Regions from separate parts of the Homo sapiens genome. Here region 1 is linked to region 2. The links are chromatin loops, found by intact Hi-C in ENCODE. Cell type or tissue: ovary. All regions are shown on one strand. Each heading gives the region's core, and the rest is flanking DNA. Links, peaks and the distances in the headings are about the cores only. Region 1 has its middle 12 kb from the start of DMBX1. Region 2 holds the start of TMEM275 (transmembrane protein 275).

What was found. Hi-C counts contacts between places; a loop is a spot of excess contacts. Peaks named below come from ENCODE experiments on the same cell type or tissue, not always from the same donor. Only the 100,000 strongest peaks of a DNase experiment are listed, where the experiment ranks them.
Region 1: a loop joins it to region 2, with 2.3 times the contacts of the local background. A loop is called at or near these places in 86 of 110 quality-filtered maps.

Annotation. Positions count from the first base shown.
Region 1 is chr1:46,473,023-46,483,108 of GRCh38, forward strand. No RefSeq gene overlaps it. Among named protein-coding and RNA genes, the nearest start is that of DMBX1, 12 kb to the right of the region's middle. In ovary, for the core only: a CTCF peak has its summit at 4,568 (motif pointing right); a DNase peak (open chromatin) is centred at 4,569.
Region 2 is chr1:46,529,100-46,539,185 of GRCh38, forward strand. TMEM275 (transmembrane protein 275) reads right to left here and starts at 6,416. Exons shown (of 4, transcript NM_001396071.1): 1 at 6,012-6,416; 2 at 5,356-5,484; 3 at 4,840-4,942; 4 at 3,067-4,551. The coding sequence starts at 4,428. The coding sequence ends at 3,895. MKNK1-AS1 (MKNK1 antisense RNA 1) reads left to right here and starts at 9,597. Exons shown (of 8, transcript NR_038403.1): 1 at 9,597-9,695. RefSeq lists silencers at 3,881-4,080, 4,211-4,300 and a cis regulatory region at 6,943-7,039. In ovary, for the core only: a CTCF peak has its summit at 3,891 (motif pointing right); DNase peaks (open chromatin) are centred at 3,912 and 4,520; H3K4me3 peaks cover 881 bases; H3K27ac peaks cover 1,116 bases.

The sequences.
Region 1 (10,086 bases), core at 812-8,811, 56 kb before region 2:
GCTAACATGCTGGTGGAGGTGGGGGAAGAGCTGGAATGTTGACAATGATGAAGGTGACAGGGAAGTGATGGATATAGTCAAAGTACTGTGGGCAAAGTAGGCCCTAATGGGAGATAGGTTGACTTCTGGTTCTGACATTAGCCGTGTGACCCCAGGCAACTTATTTAACTTTTCTCTGCCTCAGTTTCCTCTCCCATAAAATAGGGATGCTAATAATGCCTACCTCATAGAGTTCTTGTGAGGATTAAATGAGTTAATAAAATCTACACAATACTTAGACTAGTGCCTGGCCCATAATAAATACTATCTAAGTGATAGCTGCTATTACTTGTTTTTTGTTTGTTTGTTTGTTTGTTTTTGTTTTTTTTGTTTTTTTTAGATGGAGTCTCAGTTTGTCGCCCAGGCTGGCATGCAGTGGCGAGATCTCGGCTCACTGCAACCTCACCTCCTAAGTTCAAGTGATTCTCTTGCCTCAGCCTCCCTTAGTAGCTGGGATTACAGGCGCATGCCACCACACCCAGCTAATTTTTGTATTTTTAGTAGAGACAGGGTTTCATCATGTTGGCCAGGCTGGTCTCGAACTCCTGACCTCAGGTTATCCACCCACCTCCTGATCTCAGGTGATCTGCCCACCTCAGCCTCCCAAAGTGCTGGGATTACAGGCATGAGCCACTGCGCCTGGCCTGCTATTTCTGTTAAGGAGGGCAGTGGAGGTGGTGATGATGAAGGTGGGAGTGGTGGCAATGAAGTTGATAATGGTGAGAATAGGGATAATAATAATGAGGATAAGATTTATTGAGTACTAACTATGTACCCTGCACTATTCTAAGTACTTTATATGTAATAACTTGTTTAATCATGACAGCCCTCTGAGGTGGCTAATATTACCCTCATTTAAAGACTATGAAACTTAGACACCGAGGGGTTAAAATATGTGATCCAAGGCGACACAGCTAGTAAATGGAGGTGCTCCAGAGCCTGTGCTCATAACCATTGCTAAGTGGGGATGAGGATGGAGTTGGTGATAGCAGTAGTGATTATGGTGTCCTTGTGGAAGCAGGGTTGGGGGTGGAGACCATGGTCGAGGTGGCCTGGGCAGCAGTGGCTGTGGTGATGACAGGAGGAGGCGGCAGTGAAGTGCTGATGGAGGAGGTGAAGGTGATGGGGTCTGCGGGGGCAGTGAAGGCCGGCTACAAGAACACCCACTGCCCAGCTCCCAGCAGGGCTTTGCAGCTGCTGCTATGAGGCTGTGCTCTGAGAGCAGGGAGGACAGCAAGGAGCTCACTTTCTGTTCAGCAGCTGGGGGTTGTAGGTCCCAGACAGTGAAGTGGAATGGAAACAGGCAGACTCAGGGTAGAGGGGTAGAGGGGTAGAGGGATGTGCAGGGTTTTCCACTGGCTCTCCACCCTTTCCCCGCAATTTGGCATTCTCTGACCCCATAACTACCAAGTCTGCACGCTCCATGCCAGGGCCTGATCTGCACTAATGGAGCAGACAGCAGCAGAGGTAAGCTGCCCACCCCATCTGAGAACCTCCCTGCCTCGCGCCCGCCCAGTGCCAACTCTGGTCTGCTTCTCGCTTGCTGCTGCGCTGAGGGGAAGCCTTAATAGAGAATCCGCCTCTGTGCCGCCGCCCCCCACCCGCCAGCCCATCCCTATTATCAACACCATCAACGGCGGCAAATGACACTCTCGGAATCTTGACTCCAATCTGATGCCTGGTCCCCGGAGCCGCAGAGAGGCGCAGGCCAGCCAGGCTGGGGGCGCTGGGGAGGGTATGTGCAGTAATAGGATGTGGCCGAGGATGGTCTATTAGCAGCAGCGCAACCGCTGATGAGCCCCCTCCCTAGCCCCTTGGCGTCCCCATCCCCGCTCAGCCAGGCACAGCAAGAGGCCTGGGGGCTGCTGGGGTGGGGAGCAGGAAGGAAGGCAGCTGCGGGGGTGGGGCTAGGCTAAGCCATCCTCAAGTCCAGACATCAGGCTCTCTTGGGGGGACATGGGGATAGGAGGGGGAATCTGAAGAAATGAGGCCACTCAGACACTTCCTTCTGACCATGTGTCTGGGGAGGAAGAGGAGTAGGGGAGCAAGTGGTCTGTCTGAAGGTGGGTGATTTTTCCTGTTGCTCCCTGGGAGCAGCCTGGGGTTTCAGGTCTAAGGAGCCTCAAGGAACATGCCATCCAGCCTTCCTTCTCTGGCCTCACCTGGAAATCTCTCTGGCATGGGAAGCTCAGCACCTCCCTGGGCTGCCTCTCTCATTGCTAAGTGCCTCCTCATTTGGAGTACTGATTGGTCTTTCAGGACTTACTTTAGATCAAGATTTACCTTAGACCAAGACCCCTCCGAGGCCCTCACCCCACAACCAAGACAACCTTCCAGGGTTTTGGAGCCAGAAGGTAGGTCTCATTTGCTCACCTGGGCCCTCATCCCTCCTCCTGGCCACAGATCTTCTGATTGATGTATAGTATGTGTGTGGAAATGTTATAAGAGTCTGGGGGTGGATGGCTGGACCCACTACAGGGCCCTAGAGAGGCAGGGGAGATAGTGGAAGGAGCCCTGGGTGAGTGCAGGACACCCGGGTTCCAACCCAGATCATCTGCTGGTGACCATGGGTGAGTTACCCACATGGCTCACCCTAGTCTGCCTCCCCACAACAACCCCTCAACAAAGGCCTGCCAGGCAAGGTGGCTCACGCCTGTAATCCTAGCACTTTGGGAGGCCGAGGTGGGTGGATCCCTTGAGGACAGGAGTTCGAGATTAGCCTGGACAACACAGTGAAACCCCATCTCTACTAAAAATACAAAAATTAGGCGGGTGTGGTGGTGGATGTCTGTAATCTCAGCCACTCAGGAGGCTGAGGCAGGAGAGTTGCTTGAACTTGGGAGGCAGAGGTTGGCCACTGCACTTCAGCCTGGGCAACAGAGCGAGACTCCATCTCAAAAAAACAAAACAACAATGCAAAAAAAACAAAAACAAAAACAAAACAAAGGCCATGGCTGAGAAAAGGGGATGATGAAGTCAGCTTCTCTCCCTCAGGGGACTGGGTAGATCAATGCTTTAGGGGGTAAAAGTTATGAATTTGGGGCTGGACAGTCTATAAGCATAGTCTAATTAATACTCCTTCCACCCATGCATACACAGCACCACGTGGATAGAAGAAAATGAGGCAGAGTAGAAAGTGGGATTGGAGCCGGGCACAGTGGCTCATACCTGGAATCCCAACACTTTGGGAGGCCAAGGCGGGAAGATTGCTTTAGCCTAGGAGTTCGACACCAGCCTGGGCAACATGGTGAAACCCCGTCTCTACTAAAAATACAAAAAATTAGCCAGTAGCTGGGACTATAGATGGTACACACTTACAGTCCCAGCTACTTGGGAGGCTGAGGTGGGAGAATCACTTGAGCCGGAAAAGGGTAGGTAGGTGGGGTTTGAGGCTGCCAGTGAGCTGTGGCTGATTGCACCACTGCACACCAGCCTGGGCAATAGAGTGACATCCTGTCTTAAAAAAAAAAAAGAAAAAGAAAGAAAGAAAAGAAAAAGAAAAAAAGAAAGAGGGCTCTTGGGCCTGACTGTGTGTGCTGGGGTACACCATGGAGGGGCTGGAAGGCAGGGTTCTGTCCTGTCCTGAAGGGTGCCTGGTAGGCTAGGAGCCTTGGCACTTGGGCCAGCTGGACAAAGCTCCCTTCTGGGCTTCACAACAGGAGAGAAAGGCTGGGCCTGCCTTAGAGAGGACCCTTGGGACAGGCCAGAGAGGGAGGGAGAGGAGCCAAGCCTGGCTCACAAACCTCCCCTGACCCCTGCCAGGTCTGGGCCTCAGACCACGGCACTGAACTCAATCTGTTCTGCCCACTGCCCCCACCATGTCTCATAGTCCAGAGGCTACAGATGTCCAAGCTGTTTGCCTCTGCTGAGTGGCCACCCTCAGTGCCCCCAGCAGGGGCCTAGCCATCAGTCACAAGGCTGCCAGTCCTCAGGGCTGGACATGCAGAGCTGGATGTGGACCAGTGGATGGCAGGCAGCAGGGGGCACTGACTGCTACGCATGGGCTGCCTTGGAGGCCTCCCTATGCCTTCCCTGCCCCCTTTTCTCTCCCCCAGCCCACCTGTGCCCTCACCTGTGCCCATATCTCCATTCCCCTGTCACCTGGGTCTACTTTACCTGCCATGTCTCTGGGCCCTTCTCACCTGTGCCCCTCTGATTTGTCCCCTCTCTCTTCCTTCATCAGATCCCTCTCCCTTACCCCTCCTCTCCAGTCTCAGGGCCACTTCACCCCAGACTGACTTCTCCTGTTTCCTGTGTCGGTCTCTCCCTCCCGCTCCGTACCTTAGGGGTGGAAAAGTCAAGATTCAGCCTTTGAAACTCCATCTTTCCAACCTTGCTGCCCTTACCTCAGCCTGGCCCTCTCCTTTTCGAGGCAGCTGCCAGTGGGGGAATTGGAACATCAAGGCAGAATGGGTTTTTTGACCCAACCACGGGCATGTGGAGGTGAGAGGTGAAGGCCTTGTGTGATTGCGGGAGTACATAAAGAGCCTGGGAGGGGCACCCAGGGGAGAGGGTGCAGTTCTGAGAGCCAGACAGCAGGGGGCGGCCGATCCTTGGTGACGTCTGGTTTGTTCCTGTTCTTCAACCCCCTGGCTGGAATTACCCAAAGGGGTAAGTGTTGAGTACATTGTGGGTGGAACCCTAGGGCCCTCAGAAGGGGCAAGCTTTCTCCCAGTCTGAAGTTGGTCCTGGATTGTTAGCTTTTTAAAGAAACCCTTATCTGTTACCCCCAAAACCCCTCTCTATTTGAAATCCTGCAAGGGATGAGTGAGCTTGGGGTTTAGACCCTTGGAGGAAAGGGAGGGGAAAAACGCATTTTGGTTTTCCTGGGGAGCGCTATCTCCTCTGTCCTCAATCCTCAGGGAGGCTGGCATCTTGCCTCTTAAATGGTCCTATTTTGGGTTACAGAAGGAGTAAGAGTCTCCCTCCCAGCCCCCAAAGAATCCCCCTCTCTCATCTACAGGCAGCGTCCTCGCTCCACGGAACTCTCATACCTACACCAGCTCTGGAAGGGAGCAAGCCCAGGGCGTTCCCTATAGACCTCCTGTCCTGTGCTAATTGGCACAGAGGAGGGAGAAGGGTCTGGGAGGAGTGGGCCCTCCGTATGTGACAGTGTGACAGCAGGTGCATTCACCGTGTGTGCACAGGTGTGTGTGTATGAGAGAACCACAGTCCGGTCTGTTCTGTCGGTGAGTCCTGACATGAGTGTTTCAGTGCTCCCTTACCCCACTTTTGAGGAAGGAGCTGAGCCTGAGTGTGAGGTCACAGCAACTGTGTGTGACACTGATGCCAATTAGGTGGAGTAGCCCTCTGGGGCCTGCGTCACCACCCTCTTTGTCCTCAGTGCCTGCAAACTCACTATTAAAGTTTTTATCCTCGGGAAGGAAGGCACTGCCTCAGATTTTGAATAATATAATTATTATATTACATTAATAATGTGATGGGACAGCATGAGAACCCAATGTACTGGAGGGGACCCAGGAAACTGGACACAGAGGGTGGCAAGGGAGACTTCCTGAAGAAGGCTAGACTTGATGGGGAGGGGTCTTTCAGATATCCCTGTGACTGCAGACAGGAGGAACGGCCTGGTGCAGTCATTTTAGGTCCCGTAAACACCTTTCTGGGCCTCCCATGATGCTGGGAACTGGAACTGAGATCCTCAGGGTAACACGCCACCCCTCCCAAGCAGGCCATGGGAGGTTGGTAAATATTGTAATCAGATTAGTGGAGTGGAGACAGCAGAAACTATGGTGGGAAAATGCTCTGGGCTGGCCTGGCCCCCACCTCTCTCCTGGGAATCCACCCTCTTGCCCTGCCCACCTCCTCCCCTGTGGGCCCCAAGGCCATCCTGGCTCCTCAGTGACCCCTGCCAGCCTGGGTGACCCACCTGGCACCTGGCCCTCTCTGAGCCTAGTGGAGGTTTCTGCATCCTGGGTCTCCTCAGCTTAGGAGAGCGATGGGGCAGTAGAATGCCCAGCCCTGTTAACACCCTCTTCCCTAAGAAACTAGCCCTTTGGGCTGCTTTTCTCAAGCCATGGAGCCCAGGAGAGACCCCTGCCCCTTCCTCTGGCCGTGATGCTGCTCACCTGTGAGACCGGCATGAAGCATCAGGAGTTCAAAGTGGTCATGGGTGGAGAGAGTGTCTGGTACACGACACAGGTTTAATCAGGGTCGAGTCAGAATCACTTCCCTCTTCCGTCTTCTCATGGCCAAACTGAGCACAGGTCTGGGTCCCTGGGGTACTGGGAAGCCTGGTCAGGTGGAATGGCATAGGGCAGAGTGAGGCAGATGCATCCCACGGAAAGGTAGGGGTGTCTGCCCAGCTCAGGAGGGGAAGGGCTGGGAGAACAGGGCTGGCATTCTGTGGAGCCTGGGGTGGGGAACTGGGGGAGAAAAGCTGAAAGGTTGTGAGATGGAGAGTTAAGGATTGTGGGCTGAGAATCAGGAGAGGTGGATATTGGGTGGCTGAGGGGCTGGGAGTCTGGGGTCCTAAGGAATGGGATGATATTGGGAGGGGCTGAGGATTTTGGATATTGGGAAACTTAGGGGCTGAGAATTAAGAACTGGGGTCCTGGGGGGGGCTAGGGTGGTAGGGCCTGAGGAGACCAGGTTAAGGTGTTTGGAGGCTGAGGAACTAGCAGGCCAGTGTAGCTGACACGGGGGGAAAGGAAGTGGAGAAACATGCTCATGGACAGAGAAGGGTGTCCATGGGTGGATGGCAGGCTGTGCCCAACAGTCCTAGGCCAGGCCTCCCTCAGCCCCTGTGGCCGTGCTGGGGCCATGGGGGCGGGCAGCGGGCCTCTCCTTGTCGGGCTGTCAGAGCGGGTTAGGCTCGGGGAATTGGTTCTCTGGATCATCTCCCGGGAGCCAGCCCCTCCTGGCAGCTTTGTTTGGCAAAAGCGCAGGGATTAGCAGGGCTGCCCCCACACCACCTCCCGGCCGCTAGCTCCTGGCGCTTTCATCCCTGAAGGTCGCTAAAGCCGAAGTGCTTTGAGATTAGGCCCCACAAAGGGGCCCCTTGTGCTCCAGCCAAGCCTTAGGGGCAGGGAGGGGAGGGGGTCCCGAGAGCTCAGTGCAGGCCAAGCCCCTGAGATAAATCCTTTTCTCTGTCCCTGTCGCATCCCAAAGGGTCCCCCAGGCCAAAGGCCAAAGACCCCTCTGACCCCCCTAGCCCCAGCTCAGAGACTGTATCCCCAGTCGAACCTGGTAAGGGAGCATCCCAGGCCCAGCCAGCCTGGCCCAGAATATCAGCATCCACCTGTGGTCATTTCAGGGTGGAGGTGGACGAGGGAGTAGAGCAAGAAGGGCTGCAGGTCTCAGGGTAGCAGTTGGAGTGGGTCTAGATCACAGAGTGAGAAGGAACATCAGTCTGCACTGCTCACTGAGCAGATGGGGAGACCAACCAGGGCTCAGGATAAGAAGGGGCTTGCCTCAGGTCACACCAAGTTGCTGGCCAAGCTGAGGCAGGAATGTAGTGAGCTCCCCCTTTTCACCAGGTGTTTGAACCCAGGCTAGAGGTCAGCAGGTGTTCTTGATGGGGAAGGGGCAGTTTTGTGCTTTCTATGTAGAAGAGAATGGTGTTTCACATGTTTGCATTTCATGGGCCAGCAAAAAATGTTTTAAATATGAGTTCCAGAATAAAATTGCCAGCTATTAATTTTGCCATATAAGGGCACAGATGGAAAACTACTAACTGCTGTCAGCATCATTTTATTAAAAAGAGGATATTTTAGAATCAAAAAAGTAAAAAAGACATAATCCCAGAATAGAGAGGATAGATCTTCAAATTGAATAGATGTAGCTTTATGAAAATTTTCCTATAAAAACCTTATTTTTCTTATTTATTGGTATTTGGATGAAAATGTTTTGGGGATCCTAGACCGAGCAATCTTGGAGAGGTTCCCCACCCCAGAGGGCTAAGGCTCCTAGGCCCTATGCACTCAGGTCTCCTAGATTAGAGCTCTGCCTACTCCTCTGTGTCGGGGTGGAGTGGGGGAGGGGGTAGTTGTTTCAGGTCTAGTGCTGGGAAGACTGGGCTGCTGCTTTGGGGGCTCTGCTGAGAGGACAGCCTTGGCCTTGGCCCTCTCATTGGCAAGGAGACTTACGGAGAGGAGGGGGAGGGAGCAACCCTGACTGTGGGTCGATAGACGAAAATTTCTCCCTGTCCTCTTGCTCGTAAAATGTTTGTGGCCAACATATTGCACAACATTCCCAGAGAGGCCACAAAAGGCAGTGCTGGGCTGGCAGGGTCAAATGGTGCTCACGGAGCCCAGCCCCTCTTCTTGGCCCCCTGGCTGGGTCAAACTGTGGGGCTGGTCATAGGGAGGGGTCCACAGTAATTGGGGAGGTGGTGGTGGGTATATAGGATTAGCCTGAGGAACATCAAAGGTGCTCAAGAAATCCCTTGTGAGAAAGTGTTCACAGGGAGGGGGTTGCCAATGACAGTGAAGAACTGATAGTATTAGCTGATACTTATGTGGCATTTCCCACATACCAGGCATGGTGCTAAGTGGTAACTCATTTAGCACAATCTTTATAACAAACCGAGGGGGTAAGCATGATTATTTCCCCCATTTTCCAAATAAGAAAACTGAGGCACAGAGGTTGACTTGCCCAAGGTCACAGCTAGTAAGTAGCAGAGCCTGGTGAGGAAGCATCCCTCCCTCATCCCCCTGAATTTGAACCCAGGCAGTCTGGCTCCAGAGTCCATGCATTTAATTACCATGCACGCTATAATGCTGTATTGTGGTTCTAAGCAAGAGATACTTCAGAGTTCCCACCATCCCTTGGCCCTACCCTTCCAACTTCAAGATAGCTCCTCCTGGGATTTGGAGACATCAAGAGGTGCTCGTCATCTTGCAGACACTGGGTAAAATGGTAATGTCTCCTTGCCTAGTTGTGGCAGTTTAAAAAAAACACGCCCACAAATTCTTTGATAACTTCTTCCTTTGAGAGGTGGAGCTTAATTCTCTTCTCCTTGAATATGGGATGGACTTGGTGACTTGCTTATAATGAATAGAATATGACAAAGTGGCAGGATGTCACTTTTGAGATTAGCCTATAAAAGACTACAGCTTCTGTCCCCCCCGCCTCTGTCCCTCTCTCTCTCTCACTCTCTCTCTGTCTCTTTCTCTCTGATCCATCTCAGCCACCATATAAAGAAGTCCAGGCTATACTCCTAGAGGCCACATGCAAGAGAACTGAGGCATCCCAGCTGACAGCCAGCACCAACTGCCGGGCATGTGAGTGAACTTTCCTAGAATACGACCCTCCAGCTCCCATCAATCAAGACTGAAGATGATATAGCCCTGGACAGTGCGGCTTGACTGCAGCCTCATGAGACACCCAGAGTCAGACCACCCAGCTAAGCTGCTCCTGGATTTCTGACCCTCAGAAACTATGATACAATAAATATTTGTTGCAAGCCACTAAGTTTGGGGGTAATTTGTTATGCAGCAATGGATAACTGATAAACCTCACCAGTCTCACTATTGGGAATCTCATCATTAGAGTTTCACCCTGTGAGTGGGTTAAGTCACAATCTCCCCCATGACTCTCCCAACCCTGAGGTAAATAACAACTGGGCTAATGCAGATTATCTGAATCAGATAATGGCTAGAGGACACCTCCAATCCAGTTAGGAGATGCCATGCTGAGGATGGCATGTTGCTGCTTAATCATTCGTAATTCTTAATCTTGATCATTCTCAACTCACCCAGGGCTGGGCCAGGTGTCACAAGCAGGTGTACAAGCAGCTTTGATAGAGTCATACTTCATAGCTTTCCTATATGGCTGGTTCCTTCCAGGAAAAACCATCCCTTGCTTTAGTTGACAGTGAGAGGGGCAGGGCTGTCTTGGGGATGAGGAATTGAGGAGCACTGGGCTTTGGCCATAGTAGGGCCCAGGCTCCACAGATCCCATCTTTTGGGCTCTCTCCATTCTCTGCTTGTAGTGGCCACAGCTGCATTTGTGGGACTCCTCAGCATCTTCCAACCTCCTTTCAGAGTCCCAACCCCTGGTTGCTCAGTGACCCAGTGTTGGAAGTTA
Region 2 (10,086 bases), core at 684-8,683:
CTGCCCCTCCTAGCCTTGCTTTCCCTCTTGCCCCTCGCCACTCTGTTACTTCCACACAGCAGGTGGAGCAGTCTTTACCATCATAAATCAGATCATGTCACTTCCCTGCTTAAAACCCTCCAGTGGGTCCCATCTCACCAAGAATCAAATCCCAACTCCTCACCCGGGCTTACTAAGCCCTCCATGAGCTAAGCAATACCCCCTCCCCGCCTCTCCAGCTTCATCTTCCATCTGTGTCTCAACAGCCTTTCTTTCTTGTTCTGACACACAGAGGCCAGTTCATTCTCACCTTAGGGCTTGGCACTGGCTGTTTCCTGAGCTTGAAATGTTCCTGCTCTAGACCTTTGCATGGCTGACTCACCATTCAGAGCCCAGCTTAAATGCCACCTCTTCAGAGAAAAACCCCCAACCATCCGACAAGTGCCTCTATCTATCACAACATCCTATTGTAATTTTCTGTGTAGTGCTGTTCACTAGCTAAGCTTTTTTGGTCTCATTTGCTCACTTATTTAATTCTTTATTGTCTGTCTCCTCCAAATAGAATGTGAGCTCCCTGAGAGCTTGTTCATCATTATATTCCCTCATAGCAGGGAACATAGCAGGGCTCAGGAATTCTTAAATTAATTAGTAAAAAAAAACGATTCTAAGGCTGGGCACAGTGGCTCACACTTATAATCCCAGCACTTTGGGAGGCCCAGGTGAGAGGACTGCTTGAGCCCAGGGGTTCAATATCAGCCTGGGCAACATAGTGAGACCCTGTCTCTACAAAAAATACAAAAAATTAGCCGGGCATGGTGGGGTGTGCTGGTAGTCCCAGCTACTTGGGAGGCTGAGGTGGGAAGATCACTTGAGCCTGGGAGGTTGAGGCTGCAGTGAGCTGTGATTGTGCCACTGCACACCAGCCTCGGCAACAGAGAGAGATCCTATCTCAAGATAATAATACAAAGAGGTTCTAAGTGGCTGCCCTCATTTCTCCTAGAGGGAGAAGCATGGGGGAAACCTCATTTCCCTTAATGAGCTGCCTTGTCCGGGCCAGCAGTAGTTTCCTTGGGGAGGCAGGGGCCACTCACCACGTGTAGCACCCTAAAGCCCCCCCGCCCCCAGGCCCTGGGGAGTACCCCTCCTTTAGAAGGACCAGCTCTGTGTCCTCTACCACAGTCCCTGTGCCTCTGAGGATAGGCCCTACTGCCTCAATTCTGAGGCTTTCAGGGCCTAGGGTGGGAGTGGAAGGTTTTACCCTCCTTCCAGGGCCGGTCTGCAGCATCCCTGCAGGAACTACTGGTCCCTGCTCAAATTCCCCAAGGTCAGGGAGCTTGATGCTTCTGTGCTGTCAGAATCATGTCCTCTCCTCAACAGAAACCTGCCTCCCAGAGGCCCTTTCAGGGCCTGAAGCCTGCCTGGGAGGGGCCTGCAGAGGTGTGAGACAGAGCACACCCTCCAGCCTCACCATGTGTAGGAGAGTGGGGCTTCCCTAGGGCCTCGCTGGCCATATTGCCCTAGAGGGGCCTGTCCCTGGGTGTCACCCAGGGAAGGGGTGTGAAGTGAGGAGTCCCCACGGTGGCAGACTGGAGCTGTTGGGAAGGTGAGCCCTGGGGCACTGGATCTGGAAAATCTCTTCTGGTGTGCCCGTGGAGGAAGCGGGGCAGAGAAAAGACAAATGATGACCTTCAGCTGGGGGTGTAAGTGGAAGGGACTCCAGGGAGCCAATGTCCCGCCTTCCCTGATCCATTCTACCCACACCATTGATCCATGTCCCACTGCCCTGAGTTTTTATCGTAGGCTCACTCTTCCTCTGCAGCAGCCAGGCTTGCAGAACAGGATCTGGAAGTCTTGTGGGGGAACAGGAAAGAGAATGTAATTCCAGGCATCTAACAGCAGGTGGGAGAGGGGTTCGGCTGAGCCTAGCATTGCAGGGCTAGAATCCTAAGGTGGTAGGAGAAGGGTGGTTCTGACCACACCCCAAGGCTGCATCAGCGGTGGCCCCTCTCACCTACTGCTCTACCACAGCAGCAGGTGGCATCTAAAGCTGCAGACCAATGCACCAGAAGAGACAGGACTGGAGCCTGGGGAAGTGGCCTTCCTTACACACATACAGGGTGGGGTTGGGGAGCTCAGAGAATAGGTCATCAGCTGTAGGTACTGGGAGCTTCAAAGGTTAAGGCCCATTGACACGTGCAAATTAATAGAGATGGCCTGCTCAGCACCTGCTCAGGCAGACTTGCTCTTCTCTAGGTCAGTGGGAGAGGAGACAGCAGGAGAGACAGAGGTGGAGATGGCGCCAGAGGAAGGAAGAGCCCAGGGCTGGTGGGAAGTGTCTGGGTCATGGCAGAGTAGTAGCAAAGCCTGTCTTGGAAACAGAAAGGGAGGCTGGTGATGAAGCCAGGAGTGGATGGGCAGGGAGTCATAGCCAGCCGGGGGCAGTGGGTCAGCATGTGCCCCAGTCACTGCTTGCCTAGGTACCTGCATGGAGACGAAGGGCTGGCCCAGAGTTGCAGTGTCTCCTCCTCAGTCCCCTGACCCCTTTTCTTTTTTGCAAGGCAGCCCCTATTCCTCTACTTGGCCCCCTCACCTACCCCCTCACCTGGACGAACCACAGGCCGGGCCCAAACTCGGCAAGTCCAGCTAGCTTGGGCAGTGTCTGGGCTTTGCACAGCCCCGTGGAGCACTTCTCCCCTCACCCTGCTCAGTGACCATGCCCTCAACCACTACTGCTGCCCTCACACCTCCACATGCATGTGTGATGTCAGACTGTTACCCAAACGCTGCCACTCCCCACCTCTTACAGGAGCCAGGCAATCACACCCACAGTCACACTCCTATGTTCATCCAGTCCCCCAATCTGACCCATCTGTTCCCACATTCATGGGCACACAGTCTTAGATACAGTCTTTTACTCATAGTCACACACTCCTCTCCCTTGAAGCCGCCTTCTAGGTCTCCAGGAGGGGCTGGTACCAGGATGCTCAGGCACTCAGCCACAGGCTGGGAGGGCCCCAGAACCCAGGGTGCTTAGCCAGAGGCCCCACAGCCACCCCTCCCTCCCGGCCTGCACTGTCACAGAGGACTGACTCCAAAGGTGCTTTATTGAGGAGTAAGGCACTGCAGGAATGCATGGTGTGCCACAGTCAGGGTGGGTGGGGGCCAGCATTGCTGGCAGTGAAAGTCACACTAGGACTTTCAGGGCTGCAGAAGCTCCCTCACCACTCACCTCTGTCAGGGCCCCAGTCTCAGCTACTCTTGCTCTTAGTCAGACAGAAAGGGTGGGGAGTGCTCACCCCGGCCCTAATTCTAGGGACCATCCTGGCCCAAGTCAGAGCCACGGCTTCTCAGCCAAATGAATCCCAAAGGTCATGTTGGGGTAGAAACAAGGAAGGTGGGGAGGGGCAGGAGAGGGGACTGGAAGCCTTTCACGGTGTGTGCAAGGACAGAGACAGCCCAGGCTGACATTCAACCCTTCTCCCTCTCTTCCTCCCACCTCACTGGGGGGACTGCTGGTGGTTAGCCCCTTCAGGGTGGGTGCTCCTTGGTTCACAGTGCCCAAATGCCAGGGGGAGGTGGCAGTGTCAGGGTTCCAGGGTCCAGGGGCCTACTTTCAGCAAGCTGGATGGGTAAGGTTTACTAGAGACCAGAGACCCTGTCTAAGGGGCCAAGGCTCTGCTGCTCCCTTCTTTGGGGTGTGACCCCTGACACCATCACCACATTCTACCCAGGAGTTTGGGAGATGGAAAAGATGAGGCCACCTGAGCCCAGCACCAGACCCTTGTAAAAAAGAAAGGAAGGAAGGAAGAAAAGGTTTTCTTTTTTCTTTTTCTTTTCTTTCTTTTCCCCCCTTAAATGGCACTGAAGGAAGGGGAATGAACCCGGACAGCGGAGTCACGGCGGGGCCCTGGTCCGCTAGGGGGCGGCGCGCGCCCGGGGTGGGTTGAGCTGGACTCCTTCCGAGCGCAGCGCGCAGACGGCCGCGGGCGCCGGGGCCTCCAGGGCGAGGGGGCTGGGGCCGGGGCTGGAGCAGCCGGAGGACGCGGCGGAGACGGCAGGGCTGAGCTGCACGGCCGTGGTGTCCTGTGCCGTGGGCTCGCTGCTCTCCATCTCCAGCGCCACGGGCCCGGCGCGGCCGCCACCCTGGCCCGGGCCCGCCGCGGCCGCCGAGCGCCCACGGGGCGCGAGGCCCCGGCGGCTACACACGCAGCAGGCCGCGAAGAAGCCGAGCGCCAGCACCAGCAGCGCCAGCCCCACGACGAGCAGCGCGTTGTGCTCGGGCAAGAAGGAGGCGAAGGCGCCTGCCAGCGTCACGTTCACGCCCGCCAGCAGCGCGCACAGACCGCAGGCGCAGCACAGCGCCGGCGACGGCAGGCCGGGCACCCGGCCCCGGGCGCGTTCCGCGGGCGCCGGGACCGGTGGCCCCTCGCTCTTTTCTGCCGGCGGCATCGGCCTGCGCACGCCAGGCACGCATCAAGCTCCCTCCTGCCGCCGGCCCGGAACAGCCCAACTGCCAGGAGCCTCCTCACGCTGGTCCTGTGGGCAACTGCCAGGAGCCTCCTCACGCTGGTCCTGTGGGCACACAGCAAGAGGGCGGCGTCAGCAGGGTATCTTGACCTCCAGTCCTAGGCTCCGTCTGTAGCTACACTGAGTGCCTGGGTGGGCAGAGGTCATCTTGGCCAGCCCCCTGCCTCTGCCTCTGGGAAGCAACAAACCATCCCATATGTGAAGAATCGACTTGTTTCCCCACCTAGTTCCGGGGGTCCCTCGTGGCCAATCTTGCCATCCTCCCTCTCTCCTCACTTTTTTGTCCTCCAAACAGACGCTGCCCCTCCAACCCCTCTCCTCCAGGAAGCCTACCTGAACTCATTTGAGTGAGATAGTGGCTGGAAAGTGCTCAGCACAGTGTCCAGTTCAGCTTAGGTGCTCATCACATGATAATCATCGTCTTCAGTAGTCCTAACTAGTAAGGCAAATGGCAGCTCTTGGGATTTAGGCAACTCACTCTCTCAAGTGGAAGAGGCCTTGGAAATCATCTGACCTTGCCCCCCACCCCCACCCCCTTATTCAGATGAAGAAACCGAGGCTCCCAGAGGTCTAGCAGTTTATCCAAGATCCAGAACCAGGACCCAAATGACCATGCCACTTGGCCTCAGTATCCCCACCCTAGACTCCGGTAGGCATAGCAATGACACTGACTCTCCTGAACATCAGATGAGGCCCTGGAGTGAGTGGCCACGTGAGAGTGAGGAGCTCCTGATGGTTCAGACGGTCAGTGAGAGGGCACAGTCCCCACATCGGCTGGCTTGGGCTGGAGCAGATCTAAAGCACCAGGGCCCTTTCTAGACTGGGCATTCTATTAAATTCCAATCCTACCTCCATTCCACTCCCCATTGTTTTACTGTTGAACCTGGATTCAAAAGCCTAATTGCTGGATGCTAGAATTCCTTTCTAGGATTCTCTAGATGTCTCTGGTTCTGGGATCTATCACTGGATTCTAGAATTCTGGAAATGCATGCAGAAACAAGAGTAATAAAATTAGAGTCTAGGGATTTATGATTTCTATTTGAGAATTCTGTTCTATAACGCATAAGATCATAGTTGGTACAAAGGCCCTCAAAGGACGAGATCTTAGCTAGTGAGCTGTGTTAGAATTGTGGGGAAAAAATGCCAGAAAAGGGTCCTGGATGGGGATGAAAGGGAAGTAATCAGATGGTACCGCGGGTCTGAGGGGAGCATGCAGGGTGAGGAGCAGTGAGTGAGTGTGACCTTCACAGGGGGCCTGACTCTCCTGCTTCCATCTTCTCTTCTGTAATGTGGGGCTAATCATAGAACCCACCTCATAGGGTACAGTGATAATTAAATACTTTAAGCTAAATAAAGCGCTTAGAACAGTGAGTATTTAATAAATGTTAACCATGCCCTTGTGGTGCTGGTTGACAGAGAAGGGAGTCATGAAGTCTCAAATCTGGGAGGTTGGTCATGTTGGTTTTGGAAACAGAAAAGTTGGGCTGTCTCCCAGGTGGAGGTACCTTTCTGAGTGTCCAAACCCTATACCCAGTGGAGATGGAGAAAGCTTGATGACTGAGTGAAAATGAAGGCTAGTGTCAGATCCTTCACTTGCAACACACAGGATGCGCAGGTCAGAGGACTTGAAAGGCCACCTCCAGGCCTGTCCAGAGCTGATGACTCCAGGGCTCCCTCTCCTGGCACCATGCTGAGAGGTGGCAGCCCTACTGAGACTCTAGCCAGAATCACCTTGTTGCCGTACCAAGCTGGCAGGAAGTCAGAAATCCCCAAATCTTAGCAAAGAAAGCACATGTTGACCCTTGAGGGCATCTACAGACCACAGATTCCTGAGGAAGCTCCTCATCTGCATGAACATTTGCTCTCTAACCTGCTGCTGATGGTCCTGCCAGGCAGGGATAGCAACCACTAAAAGGGTACAGCAGTTTACAGTTTGCAAAGCACTTTTACATCTATGACATCACAATCTACTACTGCTTGATGCCTATTAATAGCCATATTTTGGCTGGGCTTGGTGGCTCACACCTGTAATCCCAGCACTTTGGGAGGCTGAGGCAGGCAGATCACTTGAGCTTGGGAGTTTGTGACCAGCCTGGGCAACATGGCAAAACCCTGCATCTATTTATTTTTTTTTATGAATAAAAAAAATTAAAAAAAATGTTTTTAATAGCCACATTTTGCAACTGAGGAGACTGAGGCTCAGAGAGGGAAGTGGATTGGGGCTCTGGTGGCTGGACTAAAAGGAAGAATAGACATTCTGAGACCAGAGTCAGAAAACAGATGAGCTGGCTCACACCCCACACAATCTTGCTTAATTTTAAAGAGAAGGATTTGATCCTCGGAGGGGCTGTGAGATTCCCAAATCTTCCCCTTTCAAGCCTCTCCCCAACCTCATTCATCAACATCTGACATAATCTGAAAAAGGCAGGGGTTCCCTTCCTGTGGGGAGGGCTCAGTATGAGGGTGCCCCGATGGAGAGGAGGGAGTCTGGTTCACCTCACTTCACATCAGCCTCCTGGAAGCTGACACTGGATGAGGGTCAGGAAGGCCCTGCGGGCTGGAGAGTCCAGGGATCTTGCCTCTCCTTTTTTTTTTTTTTTTTTTTTGAGATAGAGTCTTGCACTGTCACTTGGGCTGGAGTGCAGTGGCGCAGTCTCAGCTTACTGCAACCTCCGACTCCTGGGTTCAAGTGATTCTCTTGCCTCAGCCTACTGAGTAGCTGGGATTACAGGCACCCAACACCATGCCCAGATAATTTTTTTTTTTTTTAGTAGAGACGGGGTTTCACCATGTTAGCCAGGCTGATCTCGAACTCCTGGCCTCGTGATCCACCTGCCTCAGCCTCCCAAAGTGCTGGGATTACAGGTGTGAGCCACTGCGCCCGGCCAAGATCTTGCTTCTTTTCCCATACGGGGAAGACTCTCCTTTGCCTTTAGGTTTTAGCAGTTTTACTGTGATGTGCCTAAGTGAGTTTTTCTTTGTATTTATCCTTCTTTGTAGATATTTGCTTTGTATGTATCCTTCCTGGTGCTTCTACAATCTGTGGCTGCATCATATCACCCCACAGTTCAGGAAACATGTCAGCTCTTATCTTTTCCCCATTCTCTTTCTCCTCTCCTTCTGGGACCTTCATTGCTTGTATGTTCAGCCATTTGCTATTGCCCCACATGTCTCTTTTACACTTTATTCTATATTTTCTAGGCTTTTCCTTCCTTCCTTCTGTTTCAGTCTGGATATTTTTCTACTGAAATATTTTTCTACTATCTAGTTTACTAATCCTATTTTCACATGTGTCTTTTCTGCTGCTAAATCCATCAACGGAGTTATTGATTTCATTTGTTATAACTTTTCAGTTCTGGAATTTCCACTAGATTCTTTTTCATAGATTCCAGTTTTCTATTGAAAGATTCCCTTGTTGTTAATTTTCTTGAACATATTAAACCTTCTAGAGTCCATATCTGAAAACTCCAACATCTGGATCTCCAGTGGGCTTGTTTCTATTGTCTGTTTTATTGCTCTTGTCTGTTTTATTGCTTTTGTTCATTTGGTCTTATCTCCTGAAATGCCAGATAATTTTTTATTGAATGTCCAACATTGTGTATAAAAACTTACAGAGCTAGCATGAGGCTCTGAATGATGCCATCTTTCTCCAGAGGGGATTTACTTTTGCTTCTGACAGGCACTTAAAGGAGGACAGGCCACTTTAACCCAATCGAGGATTATACTGATTGGAAACTTTGTTCCAGTCTTCCTGAGTCTAGTCTATATCTGGTTAGCCATTATTCCTAGAGTGTTTCTTTGGTCTTCCCAATAAAAACTGTTCCCTTTTTAGTCCCCAAATTCAAATTTGACTCCCCAGTCTCATGACCACTGCCTCCTACAAACTGGAAAATGCCTTTAGGGAAAAATCAAAATCTAGTATTACTTCTCTCCACAATCTTGGCCCCCTCAAGTCCTCAGTGCCTTCGTAGCTCTCCCATGCCTTTAAACAGATTTCTTAAATGCTTAATCCAGCTTTTAAAGTTATCCTCAGCAGGTAAATTGGTCTGATAGAAGCTAGTCTACTTTAGCCAGAAACAGAAGTCTAGATGATAATCTGAAATTAGCACAATTAGATCTACAACTAAGTTATGCTATGCTAAGCACTTATAATAATATCCAATTTAATTTTTACAACATAAGATTAAGTATTACTTTTACATCTCCATTTTACAGATGAGGAAACTGAGACAGAAAAAGATTAAGTAAACTCATCCCAAACCGCTCAATTGCAGTGTGGTGCCAGGATTTGAAATCTGGTGTACTGATCCAAAGCCTGAGCTCTCAACCTAGCACAGTGCTAGATTTGCTAAATGTTTGTTGAATGACTGAGGCACAGGGCACAGGCTCTTCTGAGGCCCTGTAGATAAGCTCCTGTAATTAGAACTTACACTGCTCAAACGTCAACCACAGAGGAAGACAGGTTTTCTCTGGTTCAAGGAAGGTAAAAATCACTTTGCTTCTTCCTTGGTTTAGCAAACTAGGTTCAACAGAAAATAATTCCAGCCCAGGGGCTGAGCTTCTAAGTGCTAATTGCTAATGAATGATTGATTCTTATCTGCTCCTGGGAGGCAGAGTGACTATAAGACAAAAGGACCTCTGCCCTGGGCACAAAAAGGACTAAGAACATGTGGGTGTTGGGCTTATTCCCGAGGTTGCCCTCCGCCCTGGTTAATTGGGATCTGGGAGTGTGCAGGGGTGAGGTGTTGAGGCTGCTCAGCTGTTGTAATTCAATTTGCACCACCATTTCATCTGGTGGACTGTGGCCTCCTGTGGCTGCTGTTGCAGTGTTGGTTCTATTTTGTTGTGGGTGTTCTGGCTAGCTCTGTTGTGGGGTGTCCTTGGCACTGTTCACTAAATCTTTCTGGTTTTCCACTCTACTGAGCACAGGTTAAGATTGTACTTTCTGGCTAATTTGTGATTAGGTGGCACTGTGTGACGTTCTGGCCAGGGAATTGTGACACGTGCCACTTCCAGGCTGGCCTATTGGATTATGGAAGCAGGACTCTGAGTTGATGCTATTGCTCTCCCCAGTCCTCTAAGCCCCTTCTATTTCATTCCAAGTCCAGCCTTCAACCCCAGTGCCTGAGCAGGAGGGAGGGACATTGCTCTGACTCTTGAGTTGCGAGGACTGGAAGACCTTCACTTTAGTGAGTACTCCAAGCTGCTGAGCCCATGGAGATCATCTAGTTCAATCCCTAAATCTTCAGAAGTGGGAAACTGAAGCTTGGAGTAGAGGAGGGCTAGGGCCAAGCCAGACCAGAACCAGGCCCTTTCCCAACCAGCCAGGGCTCTGAACACTGCCATTCAGCTGCCCATGACCCTGGCCAAGCAATTCACCCTCCCTGCTGCCCTGCCTCTGGTTAGGGAGGCCTCATGGTCTCTGCATGGGGAGTCCAGTCCACAAGCAGTTTGGGGGAGGAGCAGACACTGGTTGGGCAGCCTGGGAGAGCTGGGGTCCCTCTCTGGGCCTTTGTTGTCTGAATGTGAAGGGAGGGGTATAATGAGGTTATTGTCCCCAAACTGAGGTCCCTCATCAAT